Linked DNA regions of Homo sapiens: region 2 is linked to region 1. The links are chromatin contacts, found by Hi-C or POLR2A ChIA-PET in ENCODE. All regions are on one chromosome and are shown on one strand. Each heading gives the region's core, a stretch centred on a gene start or an enhancer-like site at or near the end of the contact. The rest is flanking DNA. Distances are from core to core; before and after follow the strand shown.

The links. A loop is a pair of places that touch in the nucleus more often than their neighbours do. ChIA-PET counts read pairs that join two places held with the same protein, here RNA polymerase II (POLR2A). Pooled maps may share reads with other maps.
Region 2: a pooled map shows a loop between it and region 1 (2.1-fold over the local background). The contact joins two enhancer-like sites. A Hi-C loop is called at or near these places in 1 of 50 pooled maps. POLR2A ChIA-PET finds 5 or more read pairs at or near these places in 2 of 52 experiments (A549 and activated T-cell).

What each region holds. Positions count from the first base shown.
Region 1 is chr15:99,211,210-99,213,909 of GRCh38, reverse strand. All of the region lies in intron 8 of TTC23 (tetratricopeptide repeat domain 23), which reads left to right. Among named protein-coding and RNA genes, the nearest start is that of TTC23, 37 kb to the left of the region's middle. RefSeq lists a silencer at 1,720-1,920. Within about 2 kb of position 1,294, at least 6 of the 41 ENCODE cell types and tissues checked have a DNase peak (open chromatin) inside an H3K27ac peak, as active enhancers do.
Region 2 is chr15:99,503,315-99,506,014 of GRCh38, reverse strand. LOC105371019 (a long non-coding RNA gene) reads left to right here. Exons shown (of 3, transcript XR_001751710.2): 2 at 2,490-2,598. Among named protein-coding and RNA genes, the nearest start is that of MEF2A, 61 kb to the left of the region's middle. RefSeq lists an enhancer at 1,319-1,448. Within about 2 kb of position 1,299, at least 5 of the 41 ENCODE cell types and tissues checked have a DNase peak (open chromatin) inside an H3K27ac peak, as active enhancers do.

The DNA.
Region 1 (2,700 bases), core at 45-2,544:
TAAATTATACACCCAATAGAAATGCATGCATGTTTTCACCAAAAGACATAGCCAAGAATATTCAAAGCTACATTATTTGTAATAGCCAAGAGTTGGAAACAGCCTAAATGTTCACCAAAAGTAAAACAGAAAAAATGTGATGTTAATATAAATAAAATGATTAAAACTACTCCTATGCTTAACAGCATGAATGGCTCTCACAATGTGTAGTGAAAGAAGCCAGATGCAAAAGAATCATACTGTACAATTCCATTTATATAACTGGAGGAGGAAGAAGGTTGTTAGTGACTGGGAAGGCTTTACCAGTCCAGAATCCCTTCCTGCCAGAAATTAGGTATTCTGTCTTATAAGATAGGAAATACACAATTCAGAGCTCCAAGATATAATATTTGTTGCATCTGTTGAGACCTAATATATCAGTATTTAACATTGAGCAGTGTTGCTATAAAAAAGAGTAAATGATCCTCTGGCACCTCCTCTGAGTGCTTTCCAAATTAGCAACACCAAGCCTTGCCAGCAGATGGCGGGCCCTGTACACATCTAGGCTGAATAGCCAACAAGAATTTAAGTTAATATTCCAGACTATTCTACAAAGTTACTTTTGTGTTTAGCCAAGTTGTTTCAAACTTTGCTACTTCTTTTCATCCTAATTCTTCACCCTGATATAATCACCACAATGTGCATGTTTAAACTGTATAATTTTCATTCAATTACTTTGCTTCATTTCCTTATTGAAATGTATTTTGTCCAAATTTATCTGCTTTAGAAATTAACAAGGTGTTTTGGATTTATGCACTTCTGTAGGTAAGCTTGAACCATGAGGGCCTTTTCTTTTGCCAGGTCTTGGAAGTGGAAGGCCAAGATAATTTCTCAGGCAGCGCTCATTGGATTTATGTCCCCCCCTTTTTTTTTTTTTTTTTTTTTTGAGATAGGGTCTTACTCTGTTGCTCTGGCTGGAGTACAGTTTCACAGTGACAGCTCACGGCAGCCTTGACCTCCTGGGCTCAAGCAGTCCTCCCCTCTCAGCCTCTTGACTAGCTGGGACTACAGGCACGTGCCACTGCACCCAGCTAATTTTATTTTTTTGTAGAGACAGGGTCTTACTACTATATTGCCCAGGCTGGGCTCAAGCGATCCTCCTGTCTCGGCCTCCCAAAGTGTTAGAATTACAGGCATGAACCACTGCACTCAGTCCTATGTCCCTCTTAAAAGGATATCTTTTAGTGTATCATCTTCCTGCCCTGCCTGTCCTTTTATGGTGCCCATCGCAACAGCCCAGTGCCTTTCTCCCTGGGCTGACAGATAAGTGCCGCGGGGTGACTCATGCTCCATGCCTCCCATCCCTGACTATGGCCTGAAACTTCTCTCCTTCTTCCTCTCCTCTGTTCCGGTGCTACTTCGTACAGTAATGGTTTGTTAACTTTGGAGAGTGAATCCAAATCATGTATTCTTATGTGCACAGTTATATTTCTTTAAATCTGGTAAAGAAAGTCACTTACAAAAAGGGGCAAATTTATCCCCAGTGTTAAGAATTATTTTCTATCCTGGTTATTGATAGATGCCCAGAGAGAAATAGTTGTCTTTGTATATACAGGCATATGCCATTGCACATGCATGCACACACACACACACACACACACACACACACATCCCTCTTTAAATTATCTTTCTATGCAGCATGATGATGACCTATTGAGACTATTGCTCCAGAACATGTGATTTTCCCCCAGCTCTCTCTGACTGCTTGACATGTCCTTGAAGTCTCCCACAGCATGTCCAGCGAACACTTTGCCTGGCATGACTGTGCTGAACTAACTCAGGAATGAGTAAACACTTTTATTTCCTCAGAGCATCAACAAGACGCCTCCCAAGTATTTCTAAGCAGTGTGCCATGGTGTCATTAACAATGTAGGCTCTGGGCCGGCATGATGGCTCATGCCTGTAATCCCAACACTGGGAGGCTGAGATGGGAGGATCGCTTGAGGCCCGGAGTTCAAGACCAGCCTGGTCAACATGGTGAATCCCCATCTCTATTAAAAACAAAAAAATGTAGTCTTTGGAGTCAGAAGCCCTGGGTTCAAATCAGTGTTTGTTCAAACTTCCCAGCTGTAGAACTTGGGTAGATCTTGTGCTTCCTGGGAGCCTCACTCTCCTCTCCTGTTGAAGTGAAAATAATAAGACCTCCAGGGGTTGCTGTGAAGATTAAAAAGATATTACTTTAAAGCATCTAGGTGCATGGGAGACCCTCAGAAGCAAGAAAGCAAGAAAGAAAAGGGCAATATAATTATCATTATGATCTAATTGAACATTTTCCTTTCTGCTGTTTCATCCCAGAGGTGATTTTAAATCAGGTACTTATATCACATATTAAGGTTTTGTACTTCAAGACTGCCCTTGGTGTGCAATTTTTTTCTGCATTTTTTCCCTGTGCCTTGGGAAGGCTACATTTTGTTTTCTTTGCTCTCATGAATCATCTAAGCTAAAATCAGACAATTGTATATACTTACTTCTTCTTTTTTTTTGTTTGTTTGTTTTTTGTCTTTGAGACTCTCTGTCACCCAGGCTGGAGTGCAGTGGCGTGATCTTGACTCACTGCAACATCCACCTCCCAGGTTCAAGCGATTCTCCTGCCTCAGCCTCCCAAGTAGCTGGGATTACACATGTGTGCCACCACGCCCAGCTAATTTTTGTATTTTTAGT
Region 2 (2,700 bases), core at 50-2,549, 290 kb before region 1:
TAATTTACTTTTTAATTTTTTTTAATTTTAAATTACTCTTCTTCATATTGACCTACCTTTTTTTTTTTTTTTTTTTTCCTTTTTGAGACAGGGTGTCCTCTGTCACCCAGGCTGGCGTGCAGTGACACAATCACAGTTCACTGCAGTTTCCACTTCCCAGACTCAGATGATTCTCCTGCCTCAGCTTCCCAAGTAGCTGGGAGGCATGCACTACCATGCACAGCTAATTTTTGTATTTTTTGTAAAGACAGGGTTTTGCCGTGTTGACCAGGCTGATCTCAAATTCCTGGGCTCAAGCAATTGCCTACTTCAGTCTCCCGAAGTGCTGGGATTACAGGCATGAGCCACTGTCCCTGGCTGACCTGCCTTTTAATGTAAACTTATGTGTATTGCCATGAAATCACAGTTTTGAGGAATGATTTTTGTTTTAATACATCTTAAAATGAACATGTAACCATTAACATGAGAACTATATGTTGATAATAACTGTATGTTCCAACGGTGGTGTGGCATCATGTTCTAAGAAACACTGGCTTCAGGGCTTCTGAAGGAAACCATAGCCTGGACTGCCCAGACCCTGTTTTTTGGACTCTTTAATATGAGCAGCACTGATGCTTCTGCAGGAGCACTGGGGATTCTGGAATGGAGTCAGGGTGATTTTTGGACAATGTATTGACTGCAGCAAAGAGCACCTTCCTGTGCCCAGCAGGCTGCGTGAAAGCAGACTGCTCCTACCCAGTGCCAGGGCACCTAAGAGGGTGACGAATGGCAGTGGGCTGTCCCTCCAAAGCCGTGTCCAAAATGCTTTTTATGCTTGGCCACAAATTTTGTAAAAACCTATGCAGCGACTAGAGAGTAGGAAAAAAAATACCCAAATTCCCTGCTGACTCTGAGGTGCTTGTTTACAAAGTGAAACGTCCCTGGTGAATTGTTTCATTTACAATTAAATCTAACAATAAGCTATTGTGGCTAAATTAATTTCAAGCTAATTTCACAGGAACCCCATGTCCTGTATCAATTCTAAACAAAAGAGTGTGGTGTCGGGCAATATGACTCATTCTGAAGCCAGGCCTCCAGGAGGAGCTCCAGGAGGTTGATGAATAAATGCTAGGTTAAGAGAGCAATGCTCAGGTACCCTGCAGGCCAGGCACACTGCTGTGACGGGTTCTGGAAGCCCCTGTAGGTTGTGCCAGTCACGTACCAGAGACTGGCTTTCTACTGAGAGCACCAACCCCTGAGCAGCCCTTGACTGAGGCAGAGTTTTCCACTAGAACCTGGCCCGCTCTGACCACAGCCTGGAGGAGCCCGGTCCTGGCCACGAGTGTTTCTGCGTAGGGTCTTTAGTCCTATGGACACCTTGATGGGCCAAACACCTTCACAAATAGCATCCCACTTCATCCTCGCCCTGAGAAGTCCGCATGGGTCTCTCCTTTTTATGATGCAATAAGTAAGCTCAGAACCACCCCGAGTAATCATCTCAAAGCCATGTAAGAAGGAACTTTCAGAGCTAGGGTTTCCACCCAGACCTAGTGAGCCTGGTCCTTCTGTCCCTTCAGAGAAACAGTGGCCATAAAGATCCCCTACTCCATCTAGTTGGTCCCCCCCATCTCCCCACAGTGAAGATCTCTGAAGTTTATCTGGAAGCTTTTTCCTTTGAGTTTCAGATTTGACTCTGGTTCCCAATTTGGCTGATGTCAGTTACTCACATTTGAATGTGAGTGATTTTGAGAACAGACTTTGGGCCTCTCTGCTCTATGGTGGTGGGGGTGAGGAGGCCAAGGAAACCTCATCTCAGCCTCAGAAAGGGGAAGCTGAGGATGCCAGTGAGAAGCTTGGCAGGATACCTTTATTTTTAGGGGCAATGGCCACAGAGTCTTTTTCCTCATGCTGCTTTGTCAAAAGAACAGATCCGTGCACATCCCACCTTCTCTGGAACTAAGGCTCCAATGATGCATGAGTCTTCATTTTCACAAGCAATAAGCACCTGCCTGTGGGTGTTTTCAATTATGTTAGAGAATAATTCTTTCCTGGTTGGGCAACTGGTTTGGATTATTAAGATGACCTTCGAAAGAATTCACAGAGCGGGTCCTTCATAGGGTTTCTGAAGTGATGCATTTTAATTGAGATTGTTTCTGCAAAGGAAAAGATTAGGTCAGTGATACCACTCTCATGTTTCCTGTTTGCTCCCTGCCACTGTGGTCTCCTGTCTTGGCCTTCCCAAACGGGACAGGTTGTGTCTGAAGGCAAGAAGAGAACCATCGGTTGGAAAATCTGGAGTCCTGGGGAAGGAAGGCTGTGAGACGGTTTGCCTGTGTCAGGGCTTGGGGAGCATGACATTTGTGTACCTGAGCAGGATGTCATTTCCCGCTGAATAACCCGGGCACCTACCCAGCCTTTATTTTGGCCCCGACTGTGTGTTAAATGCAACCAATATCTCCTCTGAAAGCTCCTAAGAACAATCTGAATTGATGGGGCTGTTTTGTTTCCAGCCAAAGGATGCTGGTGGCATCAGCGAGGAAGGCAAACCCCGTGACCGTAAGAGCTGAACAAGGAGGCGGGAGCCATCTCTGCTGGCCAGGGTGATCGGTGCATTCAGGGGTGAGGAATGACAAGAGCAGTGCCCTGAAATATTTGTTTCTCTTCTTGTCGTGTTTTTTCTTTGTTATCTGATGGCTTACATCTGACTTTCCCAACAGGCTG